Linked DNA regions of Homo sapiens: region 2 is linked to region 1. The links are chromatin contacts, found by Hi-C or POLR2A ChIA-PET in ENCODE. All regions are on one chromosome and are shown on one strand. The core of a region is the stretch at or near the end of the contact, and the rest is flanking DNA. Distances in the headings are between cores, read along the strand shown. Region 1 has its middle 63 kb from the start of TWIST2. Region 2 holds the start of TWIST2 (twist family bHLH transcription factor 2).

The links. A loop is a pair of places that touch in the nucleus more often than their neighbours do. ChIA-PET counts read pairs that join two places held with the same protein, here RNA polymerase II (POLR2A).
Region 2: POLR2A ChIA-PET joins it to region 1 with 12 read pairs in BJ. The contact joins the promoter of TWIST2 here to the enhancer-like site in region 1. A Hi-C loop is called at or near these places in 1 of 168 maps with a recorded cell type or tissue (GM23248). POLR2A ChIA-PET finds 5 or more read pairs at or near these places in 3 of 52 experiments (BJ, MCF 10A and PC-3).

The regions. Positions count from the first base shown.
Region 1 is chr2:238,781,399-238,788,303 of GRCh38, reverse strand. No RefSeq gene overlaps it. Among named protein-coding and RNA genes, the nearest start is that of TWIST2, 63 kb to the left of the region's middle. RefSeq lists an enhancer at 4,313-4,816. Within about 2 kb of position 3,168, at least 5 of the 41 ENCODE cell types and tissues checked have a DNase peak (open chromatin) inside an H3K27ac peak, as active enhancers do.
Region 2 is chr2:238,844,004-238,850,908 of GRCh38, reverse strand. It overlaps TWIST2 (twist family bHLH transcription factor 2), which reads right to left and starts at 2,824. Exons shown (of 2, transcript NM_001271893.4): 1 at 2,176-2,824. The coding sequence starts at 2,693. The coding sequence ends at 2,211. It overlaps LOC100287387 (a long non-coding RNA gene), which reads left to right and starts at 3,002. Exons shown (of 1, transcript NR_157851.1): 1 at 3,002-6,363. RefSeq lists enhancers at 1,313-1,823, 1,824-2,333, 3,867-4,377, 4,378-4,888.

The DNA.
Region 1 (6,905 bases), core at 1,919-4,418:
TAACTGCTATAATGAACAAATTCATTTAAACTTCAATTTAGCAATCTACAGTTTTCTAAGAGCTCAAATAAATGAAAATTCAAACATAATTTTAAAAAAGGATTCCATTAACTACAAAAGGGTCTATATCAAGTTTATTAGAAAGTATGGAATTGCTACAAGAACACATTTTCAATTTTATAAATTAGTTTTCAGAGGCTTAAGCAGAACAACACATAGAGAGAAAAAGTAGAAGTTTGTTGGTTAAAAAAAAAAATCCCATTCTAATGAACCGAGGCTATAGCTTAAAACACAGCCAAAGCTTTAAAGCTTGGTCGTCCAGATTTCTGTGTGACCATTTTAACACAGGGCATCTCTAGTTCCCAATGGAAATATTTCTTTTCCGGCACTTTCATTTTCTGAAACAATTTACTGGAGTTTCATAAAAAGAGAATAACAGCTTTGTGTTTCATTGTTGAGGATTTTACTTCACTTTACATAACTTTTCCTCATTTCACTTAGTGGCTATTTGAGGAGCTTGACTGAACTCTAGGTAACCTCTTAGGTTATGCCTGCTGGATTTCAGGGACCTGGAGCTGCTGGTGCTGGCAGGCCAGTGGTGACTCGGGGTGCCTGTCTGACCGCCTAGGAGCTGGGACTGGGCTCTCTGCGTACATACAACTGCATGGGGGACAGGGGACTTCTGCCTTTGTTTGGACAAAGGATGCGGTAAGACCAGAGAAAAGGAAGGCTTTACCTGTGGCTCTTTGCACTTTTAATACTCTAGAAGGAAATAGTGAGTCTACTTTAATGGAAAATAGCGAATCTTTTGCAGGACTCAAAAAAGGAAGTTTGCTAAGAGCAAGGAAATGTGAAGGAGTTGGAGCGACAGCGTTAGAACATTTAATTTGGCTTTATGTTGTAATTATGACTTGCGGGAAGTGGCCTGGCGTGTATGAATGCTGTTGCTGGAAAGAGCACTTGAGCATCAGCGAAAATTCTGAAAGCTGTGTTTACAACGGACGCACACACAACAGAAAGCAAACCGTGGAGACGAGGGTTTTGGAAACGTGCCCTCCTCGGCATTCATTATAACCAATAATTAATTAAGAGATTTTTTAAAGTCCCTTCCTTGGCATCACGTTCCTCAGTGAGAATGCGGATGAGAAGTCAGAGGTGTTTGGGACATAAGTGCAAGTAGTTACGGGCAGGGTTTTTCAGTTTTGGTTTTTAAAGAGAATGAAAACGAAGTGGGGAGACAGCGGCACAGTGTGCGGTGCCCTGCCGGCCAGGCCACGCTTTCTCCACCCTGACTCCCACGTTCGCTCAACAGTATGAGAACTTCACGGTAACATGGAAGGGATCCCCGCACTCCCTCTAATGCTATTTCTGTTCGATGCGTTCTTTGGCTGCGAATTTGAGAACTGCCTTTTTGGCAAAGCCAGTGAGTTTTGTGTTTTCAGATCAACCGAAAGGACGTTGACTTTCAGGTTCCCGATCCTTCTGAATCCAATCCCAAATTTAAAACAGCATCCGATCCTGGCTACAGCCTGAGCTGGGCCCCAGGTCAGCCAAGCTTCCCAGGTGGAAAGGAAGGAATCCAGGTTGCCCAAGATGCTGTGGCCTGGGTGACAGTTACCAGCCTCCAGAGAGGCCTCAGCCTTCGGGGTGCCTTGCTCAGAGCAGGCACATACCTCTCACCGCAAGAGCCATCTGACCATGGTTACTCGACCCCTCCCCCAGAGTGAGTTCACTGTCCACCAGAGGGGACAGCTCCCACTGCCAGGCTTCGGTGAAACCACGTGGACTGTGGAAGCAACCCAGTGTCCACTGATGAATGAATGGAGAAACGAAAGGTGATTTATCCGTAGGGTGGGACAGCACCCGGCCTTGGAAAGGAAGGGAACATGGACGGCACCTAAGGATGTTCTGCTGAGTGAAACAACCAGCCACAAAAAGACGAACCTTGCACGATTCCACTCACATGAGGAAGCTAAGGGGTCAAAATCATAGAGACGGAAAGTAGGATTGCGGGTGCCAGGGCTGGGGGAGGAAACAGGGAGTTCGTGTTTCATGGGGGACAGAGTCTCATTTGGGAAGATGGAAAGTTCTGGAGCTGAATAGTGGTGACGGTTGCACAGCAGCGCAGATGTGCTTAATGCCACTGAAGTGTGCACTTAAAATGATAAAAATGGCAAATTTTATGTTATGTATGTTTCACCACAATAAAAAAGGGAATAGCATTTTTCTTGTCAAATGGGGCTGGTGGTAGCTGCTCTGTAGCCTCATAAAGAAGTTCCTAAGTTTTTTTTTTATTTCCTTTTTTTAAATTTGGGTTTAAAACTGCTGTTTCCTTTTTCACTGTGGTAAAATATACATAACATAAAATTTACCATTTGAACCATAAGTTAGCCCAGGCCCTGCTTCTGGCCCCTGCTCTTCCTGAGTCCTGGTTGGTGCCCCCTTCATCCGTCCATACTTGCCACAAGCCCCTCTTGTCCGGTCCTGGGCACAGAGGTCCTGGTGGAAGAGACAGTCCCTGCCCAAGAACAGGGAAGGACATAGATGGGAGAAGGGACCCACTGCCCAGGGGACCAGCACCAGAGCTCAGCTCTCGGGCTCCCTGCGTGGCCCTGGCCTCTCGACCTCGCTGGACTCAGTCTCCTGACGTCTCCAGTGAAGAGCTGGAGTGGTGAGTCCCAGAGCCACTTCCGGCATGGGACAGAGGCCTGTACCTCAACACCAGCGATTTGCTGTGTGATCTTAGGCAAGTCAATATGTGTCTCTGGGACATACAGTGAGTTGTCTAAGATCACACAAACCCCCCACCACTTTAAAAAAAAAAATGGAGGGGATTTGATCAAGATCATGTCAGGATCCTTTCCAGTTTGGACATCCTGTGATTTTGGAATCTTCACCCACAGTTCTGAGCTTTTAAAAAATCCACATTTGTGTTATTTCCTTGTGATAGGGGAGAATAGCCCTGATGTCAGATCTCACTTGCTTATAGTGCTGTGTGCGTGCACATGTGAATAAAGGAATGTTCAGAAACGCTTTTCCTAACAGAGAACCTGTTCCCCGGGGCCAAGCGCAGAGTCCGTGTAACTTGCCTTTGAAGTGTGTCACCTGCTGCGTGACCACAAGAGGGCGGTGCATGCAATGGATTTTGTCAGCACGCGGGGGCCAGAGCTCACAACTTTAATTTGAGAGTTTTTCTTCCCTGGAGTCTCTTGCAGGGTCTTTCTCTGGGAGGCTCAATGCCTCCCGCATCTTCTTCAACAGGCTGAACACACATGTGGAAGCAGCTGAAGAACTGAGACTACTTAAAAGCAGAATATTTTGTAATCACCAAATAGAATCCATTTCGTAATAAAACTGGCTACAAAATATTTTAGGGTTCAGTATGATACATCACAAAGTAATTTAGGCAAGGAAGCACACCAGGCTTAAAAATCAAACGTGGCACCCTGCAGGTTTGCAGCCATGCCTCCAGCAGGCGGGTCGGGTTGGCGAGTTTCTAAACTTTGAGGAGGGAAGGCTGGGTGGCCAGGCTCCATCCAGAGCCTCTTGGCTCACTGTGCCGCCAGCAGTGTAATTGCATCCTGGTGTGACCCACAGGCTGTATCTACAACACTGCGCTGGTGAAGCAATGCTGTTACTAGATTTGAAAACAGGCAAAATGGCTCTGAAAGGAGAGAAAAATGGAAAAGCTCCTTTCCCCAACATTCCACTCCTCTGTCTTCATGGCCTCTGCGTTGGTCCAGCCAGAGGGATTATTTGAGTCCTGTGTCCCAGCCCACCTTTCCCTGGCTTAATGGTGCAGCCACACCTCTGGTTGAGAATACACGCCTGTGTAACTCATTGATTCTGATCTCCTTCATGCTCAGCACCTGCTTCCTTTAGCATCCCCAATGCAAGCGCTTCGAAGCCCATGCTGACAGCCTGGTCATATATCCTTTGGCCCCTCTGCATAAGTAGGAGAGGGGAGAGCTCCTCCTAAAAGTGCTGTGCCCTTAGTAACTGACTATTATTGAATTAGAATGGTGGAGTGAGGAGTTCCTCTCTGCCAGGCACTGTCCTAGGATTTGCATTTGTGAAGAATCACTTGCTTTCCAATTGACTTTGTAACTTTATTTGTGATTGGTTTTCAATGGCAGCCAACATTTCTTCTTTAACTTCCTCTATCTCTCGCTTTTTCTTCCTATGGTCATCTAAACACCTTGAAAAGATGAAGACATCATATATGAAAGTTAAGGCACCATGGGTCATGCATCTTTTAACTATAATTTTGTCCTGGGATCTGCTACCGACTGGTGCTATCAGTAGTCGATAGCACAGTGCTAGAGCAGAGAAGAAAGACTCCACACAGCTGGGATTAGAGACAAATTTGTTACATTCACACTTCAACCCAAGTTTGTCAGACACGTGTCTAAACGACCCATGAATTATTTATTAAGCAAACATTTATTAAAAGCCTACATTGTGCAAAACGAAGTCACTGAGCCTTAAGGATGTGATATGAATTAATTCAACAGGTTCCTTGGCCTCAAAACTATCACCGTGAGAAACAAGACACATATACAGATGTGTGTGAAGAGAGCAGTGACACTTCTTCAGCTGGTGACAAATGCCTTCAGCGCCCTTTGTTACTCCCAGTTAAGTTCATTTGCTCATCCGTTCATGTAATCTACGCGCATGCAGTTTCCACTGAATGTCAGGTGCCATGTCAGGCATGGGGGTGTTGAGATGAGGAAGGCTGACCTAGTGCAGATGGACTGAGTGTAAGGTGCCATGTCAGGCATGGGGGTGTTGAGATGAGGAAGGCCGACCTAGTGCAGTTGGACTGAGTGTCAGGTGCCATGTCAGGCATGGGGGCGTTGAGATGAGGAAGGCCGACCTAGTGCAGATGGACTGAGTGTCAGGTGCCATGTCAGGCATGGGGGCGTTGAGATGAGGAAGGCCGACCTAGTGCAGATGGACTGAGTGTCAGGTGCCATGTCTGGCATGGAGGCGTTGAGATAAGGAAGGCTGACCTAGTGTAGATGGACTGAATGTCAGGTGCCATGTCAGGCATGGGGGCATTGAGATGAGGAAGGCCAACCTAGCGCAGATGGAGAGAACCACAGCACAAAGACTTTGTCACAGACCAAATTTACCCTCCATAGGAAACAAAAACACACAAAAAGCAGACCAAATATGAAAAACAACGGTCTTCCGAACACTGGAAGGAGGCAGTGAAGGACAGTGATCCCTGTGGGATGGGAAGGAAACCATTGAGCCCTATGGTAGCCCAATGCACTGCCTTGAGTTTTCAGGCCACAGAACAAGAAGGAGGCATCTCCTCCACTCAGGCAGAGCCCAGCAGACTCTCTGAGTTGGGAAGATAGAGATTTCGGGGAGACCAGTGCAACTACCCTTGGCAGGGCAGAGTCCCAGAGAGGAGAGAATCCAGAGATCTGCAGAGGCTCACCTTCAGGATTGGCGGGTGTGTGTGAGGAAACTGCCCAAGACCGAGCAAAGAATCACCTTAAAGATGAAAGGAAATAATGCCTGGCACTCACATCGGTCTGCAAATAGCACCTGTGCCCACATGACAAACTGGAAATCTCAGAGGACATCGGGTGGCGTATCAGTACTTGCCTGAGTATTGGAGAATAAGTACCCTTAGTGTAAACGAGGTTCCGGTTCCACCTAACAAACTTCAAAAGTAAGATCCAAGAGGATCAAGAAACTCAGTCGCATCCCAGAACAAACCTCAAGAATATGTGCAGATATACAAAAACACCCAGCACCCAACGAGATGAAATTCTCAATATCTGGCATCCAATCAAAGATTACCAGGCAGATAAAGAAACAGAAAAATATGTCCTATAATAAGGAGAAAAATCAATCAAAACAGACCCAGAACTGATGCAGATGTTAGAATTAGCAGACAAAGAAATAAAAGTTACCATAACTGTATTCCATATGTTTTAAAAGTGGAGTAAAGATGTGGAAGATATAAAAAGGACAAATTAAAGTTTTAAAGATGAAAACTATAATGGCTGAAATGAAAAACACACTGGATGGATTCATGGCAGGTTACACGTTACAGAATAAAATATTAGTGAACTTGAAGACACGGTAATAGAAGCTCTCCGAAATGAAACATAGAGGGGAAAAAAGTCATTTTTTCTTTTTGAGAAGAAGTTGGGCCAAGTTTCTTCTTTTTAAGTTTTGTTTTTTTTGTTTTTGTTTTTGTTTTTGAGGCGGAGTCTCACTATAGCCCAGGCTGGAGTGCAGTGGTGCGACCTCCGCTTACTGCAAACTCTGTCTCCTGGGTTCACGCCATTCTCCTGCCTCAGCCTCCCGAGTAGCTGGGACTACAGGCACCTGCCACCACTCCCAGCTATTTTTTTTTTTTTTTTGTATTTTTAGTAGAGACGGGGTTTCACCGTGTTAGCCAGGATGGTCTCGATCTCCTGACCTCGCAATCCGCCCGCCTCGGCCTCCCAAAGTGCTGGGATTACAGGCGGGAGCCACCGCACCCGGCCCTTTTTAACTTTTATTTTCGGTTCAAGGTGCGTGTGCAGTTTGTTACGTAGGTAAACTGTGTGTCACAGGGGTTTGGTGTACAGATTATTTCATCACCCAGGTAATGAGCATAGTACCCAATAGGTAATTTCATGATCCTCTCTCTCCTCTCACCCTCCACCCTCAAGCAGGCCCTGTTGTCTCTTGTTCTCCTCTTTGTGTTCATGTGTCCTCGTTGTTTCACTGCCACTTATAAGTGAGAGCATGGTATTTGGTTTTCTGTTCCTGCGTGAATTTGCTTAGGATCATGGCCTCCAGCTCCATCAATGTTGCTGCAAAGGACATGATTTCATGCTTTTTTATGGCTGCATAGTATTCTATGGTGTATGTTTTCTTTATCCAGTCTACCATTG
Region 2 (6,905 bases), core at 1,575-4,074, 63 kb before region 1:
ATCATTCATGGATAAAATTTTTCCATATTTCTTTTCTCTTCTTTTAGAGTATCTATTTAATGAAACTAGCTTGTTTGAACTACTCAGTTATAGTCCAGTATGTAAAAATAAAAATAAATAGGCTCCTTATAGATCATCAGCTCTCCCACTAACTGTGTAATTATCTATTATATTTTCAAGGGCTTTTTTCCAAACAAGCTCTTGGCACTGTTTTTATTTATTTATTACATGTATTGCATTTTATTTTTCTATAATCTTTAATGGTTACCTATGGCTGATTCTCTAAGTTTTGAGGAGTGCGATTATTTTTAAATGAATTTTAAATGTTCCTACTAAATTCTAGCAGCATCATATCTACTGGTATTTGTTTTCAGTAATTTTCTGGAGGGCAGTCTTAACGATAATTAAAGTGACATTTTCCTTAAACACGGCTCAATGTGTGTGTTTTTAAAAAGATGACATTCCTCATCTGTTTGTTCTTATTTCAGATGTGCTATAAACCATGAATGAGGTAAAGCATAAATGGAAGTAACTAATGGAAGCTCATTATTTAGGCAGCAAAAACCAGAATTAATGTATTACCCCACTGTAGCGTTTAGTACTCAGCCAATCCAAACTTTCCTAGAGAAATATGTGATTGAGACACTTTCCATCTGTTTTTGACAAAGACAGGAGAAGATTCCCACAAGTTATTTTCTGCTGAAAATTATTTTTTAAAAACTATACAATTATCATTATCTCAGGAGGCTCTGCAGCTACAGAATTTTCAGTGACACCAAAATAAAAGCTAAAAAAATGAAATAAAACCCACCTGTGCTGGATCAGCTTTTCGTGGCCTCAGCAACAACATTCGCAGATATTATAGAACCACATAAAAAAAGAAATAGATATGTTTGGGAGAATAGGCGGCCGGGTGCTCTTGATTAATCTAAATTCCTTCTGTGTGAAGTAGAGTCTTTTATAAAAACATCGCAAGATGTGCGAGGAACTAAAACATACTAAGGGGGAAGGATTTTTAACTCGGCCCCAGCAAAAAGAACTCTGTGCCCCTCCATGGCCCTGGATGGCGGATGAGAGAGGGGCTCGCCTGCTCACAGAGCCTAAGGACGGCGCCTCCGTGGCTCGAGCTTGTCTAAAGGGACTTGGAAGGTGTCTGGTGAAAAGGACCCGGTGCAGGACGCCCTAATCGCTCTTCCAGAGGAAACCAGAACTTGGAGTGCTCCTGGCAGCTGTGTCCCCCGAGCCTTCTCCTCGCGCAGGGCCCGGCGCGCACAGCCTCCCTGTCCCCCAGACCCGTTTCCCAGCCTGGACCCCTCGCCCATCCCTGCGGGGCTGGATGGGCGGGGCCCCTCCCGGGTACTCCAGGGTCAAGGTTGGGACTCAGGGCTCCCAGTTCCTAGGTCAGCTCCACCTGCCTGCGGGCGCCCTGGGGCTCCGCGCGGCTGCGTCGGACCCGCCTGCCTCAGCGCTCCAGGCTCTGCGCTCTCGGCCCAGGGCCCTTCTCGGGCACACCCGGCCCTGTGGCTGCTCTGGCCCCGAAGCGCAGGGCAGTTTCCTCCCGTCCTCCCCAGGCAAACCCTGGAGCCGCAGGCCCGCACCTCTACGCCCACTGGGCAGGCCAGGGCGCCGACGGCCGGGGACCCCAGGCGCGAGCAGCTGGGTAGATCTGAGTGTCCGCCCGACGGACGCGCTCTACCCTTGCCCAGGAAGAAAGCGAAGCCATTCGCCCGGCAACACCCGGCTCGGGCAGCTTCGCGGGCGGCCTGCGCTGCGGCGGACGCAAAGGGCAGCTGGTCCTCATATCCCAGTCCCCAGCCGGCCCCAGGAGGTTTTTCTGATGCTCGCTCCTTCCACCGCCAACCACGGACACCCACACACCACCGAGAATGAAAACTGCGACCATCTGTCTAAGTATCTTCAGAACCCGCCGGGGGAGTCACCGGTCCGCCGGTTCCCAACTGACACCCTCGCGTGGAAGTCTGCACTCAGGGGTGTCCCTGGGACTGTGAGCGTCCCGCCCGCCCGCCTTCCTTGCTAAGAGGAAAAGCGCACGGCATCCAAGCCCCCGCGGCCCGCGGGGCCTCGCCGAGGAGACACGAGCAGGCCCCAATGCCCCTGCGCCCCTGCCGCCCGCCCCCCGCAGCGGAGGGCGCCCGTCGCGCGCGCAGCACCTACCCTGGCGCGCCGGTCCGGAGGTGGGTGGCGCGGCGCTAGTGGGAGGCGGACATGGACCACGCGCCCTCCATGCGCCACACGGAGAAGGCGTAGCTGAGGCGCTCGTGGGCCACGTAGCTGCAGCTGGTCATCTTATTGTCCATCTCGTCGCTCTGCAGGACCTGGTAGAGGAAGTCTATGTACCTGGCGGCCAGCTTGAGCGTCTGGATCTTGCTCAGCTTGTCAGAGGGCAGCGTGGGGATGATCTTGCGCAGCGCCGCGAAGGCCTCGTTGAGCGACTGGGTGCGCTGGCGCTCGCGCACGTTGGCCAGGATGCGCTGGCTCTGCAGCTCCTCGAAGGACTGCGCGCTGGGGCTGCCCTTCTTGCCGCGCTTGCCCGGGGTCGGGCTGCCATCTTCGCTCGACTTCTTGCTGTAGCGCCGCTTCCGGCCGAAGCGCTTGGGCTGCCTCTCGAGCTCCTCCTCGCTGGTGCCCAGGCTGTCCACGGGGGACACGGGCGAGCTGGAGCCCTCCTCCATGGCGCCCGCCCGGCGCGCGTGGGGCTGGGGGCGCCGGGGCGCCGAGCGCGCGCCGCTGGCCAAGCCCGCGGTCGCCGAGCACACGCTCTCGGAGTTGCTGGAAAGGCTCTGATTTCAAGGCCGGCTTGTGCAAAACCGAGGTCTCCGGGAGAGGAAGTTATTCTAACTTTTTTGGAAACTCTAGCTGGGCTGGGTTGCTAAATAGTTGTCAGGAGCTAGGGCGGCGCGCTGATTGGCCGCGGTGGCCGGGGGCAGGACAAGTTCTGGGGCCTTCGCCGGCCGCCCCCGCCCCCCGGCGCGGCACTTTCAGTTTTGCCTCCCCCTTCGGCCCCGGCGCGGAGGGCATCCCGGGGGCCGGGTCCTCGCCCGCCGCCCGCGCCCCCACCCCGAACGCAGGGCACTCTCAGGCCGCCCCGAGCCCTAGGCCCGGCCAAGCCTGGCTTTGTCTACGCCTCAACGTAGAGATCGGCCCCCACTGGGCTTTGGGGGGTTCTCTCTCTGGGCGTGAGGGGCTAGAGAGGCGAGTCCAGTCCCAGATGCGCTCCCAGAAGATGAGGACGCAGCCAGGAGCCTCCTCGACCTGTGTGGGTCTTGGCCGCCCCCGGGCGCACAGCTAGTCTGCACCGCGGCCCGCAAGCTTAGGCCTGGGGTCTGGGGAGCTGCGCGGGCAGGGGTCTCGGTGTCCGGACCGCCAGTGTAAGGACAGTCGGGGCCCCCTGGAGACGCCCGTGCCCAAGGACATGCCGCCAAGATCCGTGGAGATGCCACCCTTCGGCCAGCGTGCGTGTCGGGGACCATTTCTTACCCTGGCTTGCTGGGGAGCCCCGGCCCCGACGCCCTTCCCGAACCTTCCTTCTAACAGCTTTAAAACAACGCCACAGCGAGCCTCTGCGGGAGCGCCCGGTACCCGCCGCGCCCGCCTGCCTGGCCCTACCCGGGTTGCTGGGCGCGGGTTGGGGCGCCTGCCGGCCCGCCTTGTACGGCCCCAGCCTCTGCGCTCCGCCTTCGCTTCGCGGGTCAGCAGAGGACGGAGGGCGCTCCGGGAGCTGCACGAGGCTGCCCCGGGCCCAGCCTCCGCTGCGCTGGCAGCCCGCGGGCAGCTCCGAGCAGGAGGCTCAGGGTGGCTGGAGTGTGGGGCCCGGCCTCGGTGAGCGACACCACGGACCCCGGCCCCGGGCCATCTGGACGGCGAGCGCGAGCGCGTTTGAAGTGGTTGGGGGGCTCTTTGTTCGCCAGGCCGCTCTGGCTCTGGGCCTGGAGGTGGTTTTTACGGCTTTGATGCCTTTGAACCTATTCCCAGGTGACCCGGGCTCAATTAGGCCCGGGCCTGAGCCGGGCTGTCAGGCAAGCCGCGTGATCAAGGGCGGGCTGGGCCCTTTTATTGAAGTTGAACCCGAGACCGGGGAGTGCTCGGCCTCCGCTGCTCCTCCGGCCGGCCAGGCGGGCCGCGAGGTGGGGCCCGCGGGCCACGACCACCGCGTTGGGAAACCCGAGGACGGCAAAGAGCGGGCCCTTCGCGCCCCTGTCCGAGGGCCCTGGCTCCGGCCGTTCTAGGGGACGTTTTACCAACAATCCGTCCAGGAAGGCAGAACGCCTAGGAGCGGGCCCTCGCATGCATGTGAGTCGGTAGCAGCGCCCTGCGCAGTGTCCGCGCACCGGACCCGCGGCTTCAGTTCGGTGCCTAAAGGTTCTGCAGAGCCACCGCACCCAGCCCCACCCGGCCTGACCGCCCTCCTTCCTCCGCGCTGGGAAGGCCCACGGCCCCTCTAGCCCAACAAAATAGCTTTCCAGGTCCCTTTCTTTAAAATTCTCAAATAAAAATTTAAGGAACGAGAGAGAGAGAGAGAGAGAAGCCAGGTCCCCAGCCGTCCTGCCGGTGCTGGGCTGCAGCCCTTCCTGGGGCTTCACGTCAGATGGAAAGGGCCTGTTTTTCCCGAACTGGCCTTTCCCTGGTTTCTTTGCTCAGAGCAGTGACAGTAGCGATTTGCTGCCCTTTTACCAACCCTGTGTGGGTCCAAGGACCCAGATCCAGGGACATCTTCCCTTTCCCAGATGCGGAGGGCTTTTACTGAGGAGAGGACCTGCCTGGTAGCCTGCTTCGCCATCCTCGTCTCCCTGTCTGCGTGCCCCTGTGTCACTCTGGCTCTGTCGGCGTGTCTCTTTCTCTGTCCTTTCTGTCTCTTTCTCCAGCAGAGAGAGTTCATAGTTTAGTTTGAAAGAAAAACAGCTCAGCTTTGGTCCTGAGCAGCCCAGGGCTCAGCCCAGCCCTGAAGACCAGAGGCCCCGGGGACGCCCTGGAAGGGCAGCGCAAGCTGGATTGCAGGCTCACCTCTGCCTGGGGAGATGGACCTGGAGGATTTCACCTGCGACCCCCCGGGGCGCCCTGGAGCTATCATAACCAGCAGCCCAGTTCAACCGTCTGGATGCACTTTCTTCATGGCGTGTCTTGTCTATTTTAAAATGCTTTAACAATGATTATAGTACTGGAGGCTGTGATACTGACGGCTGCCTGCGGAAAACCTTGCTTAACAGAATTTGGAGTGACTTTCTTATGCTGTATTGCCAGCCCCTCAGAGTCATTACCTGGGCAGTGACCCCTTGCATACATAGGAGAAGCTAAGGCACAGTGGCATTTAGCAGCGTTTCCAATGTCACCTGTATGTTGGCTGGGGAAGTGACAGCATTCCCCTCTTTTGAGGAGGGGAATTTGCTGAATTAAAACCCAAATGAAAATGTCATCAATTTGGGAAATAATACTCAGGTTATTGATTTAGTTTGAGTTTTTCTTTCAAAAATTAAGTCAGTGATAAGGCTAATAAAGCCAATTTATTAATAGCATAAGTAATACAATATATCTCTGTGTGAATACTCTTTGCAGGACCACCCAGGCTCACTTGGACTTCAGTAAAATATCACGCAACAAAGATTCACAGAAGTAAATACAGTTCTTGGGGTACTTATTCATTACTGAGTATGGAAAATCCTGTGAATGCTTCCTTTCATATATGTAAAAAAGTGTGCTTTGTTTCATGTGACTTTGTGTTTTTTAAAAAAAAATGAACTGGTGTTCTGAAAGATTCTTCTATTGCACATTTTCCTTAGGGCAGCAAGTAACAGAAGGTGATATGTTTTCACAGCAAATTTGCCAGCTATTAGATTGGCTTTAATCTTGCTGCAGTAGAATGACACTGCAGGGATTGTCACCTGGGGATAGTCTTCAAGAATAGCAGCCAGGCACGGTGGCTCGCGCCTGTAATCCCCCAACTCTTTGGGAGGCCAAGGCAGGTGGATCACCTGAGGTTGGGAGGTCGAGACCAGCCTGGCCAACATAGTGAAAGCCCATTTGTACTAAAAATACAAAAATTAGCTGGGTGTGGTGGTGCATGCCTGTAATTTCAGCTACTCGGGAGGCTGAGGCAGGATAATCGCTTGAACCCAGGAGGCGGAGGTTGCAGTGAGCCAAGATCATGCCACTGCACTCCAGCCTGGACGATAGAGCAAGACTGTGTCAAAAAAAAAAAAAAAGAAAGAAAAGAAAGAAAAAAGAATACGACGCAATTATACAGCCCCTGGGCTTTCTTAGGATAAGAAACTGTGTACTTGCTCAGATGTGAAAAAAATTTAGTAAACTCTCAGGAGCTAAATAAAGCAATGAATTTATACATTTGAATGCTGTTGTCGCTACCTTTTGTCAAAATGCCTGCACGGGTGAACCCACCTGAGCTCTTCAGCAGATCCTTTTGTAGTTTAACTCTATGAAGTTCTTGTTGGAGCAAGAGACAAAAACCAAGATATCGTTAAAGGTCTAGTTTCCATTCCCAGTGACATGGTGGGTTGTTACCTCCACTTGAATTTAGTGAACTGAGAGCAGATGACAGAGCAGCCCATATTTGTGTGACAGAATCAATCCAACAGATTAATGAATCAATGACATTGATCCGGGGGTTGGTAACAGCATCTCCCAAACAGCACTTCCTTATTTGCAAAGCAAATAGCATTGGCGCAGTAGCAGTCTTACACTAACACAGCGCTCCACTGACACTTTTCCATCAAACTAGTCTTGGTGCCTTCATTTTGAATTATTCTCTCGTAGACTGAGATGACAGTGAACATGACCCATTATTTTAAGAAACCACAAGTTTTCAGAGATGGACTCTTGAGAATTATCTGACAAAGTTTTGGCATTTCTGTGTAGATTCTAGGGGTCTTCAG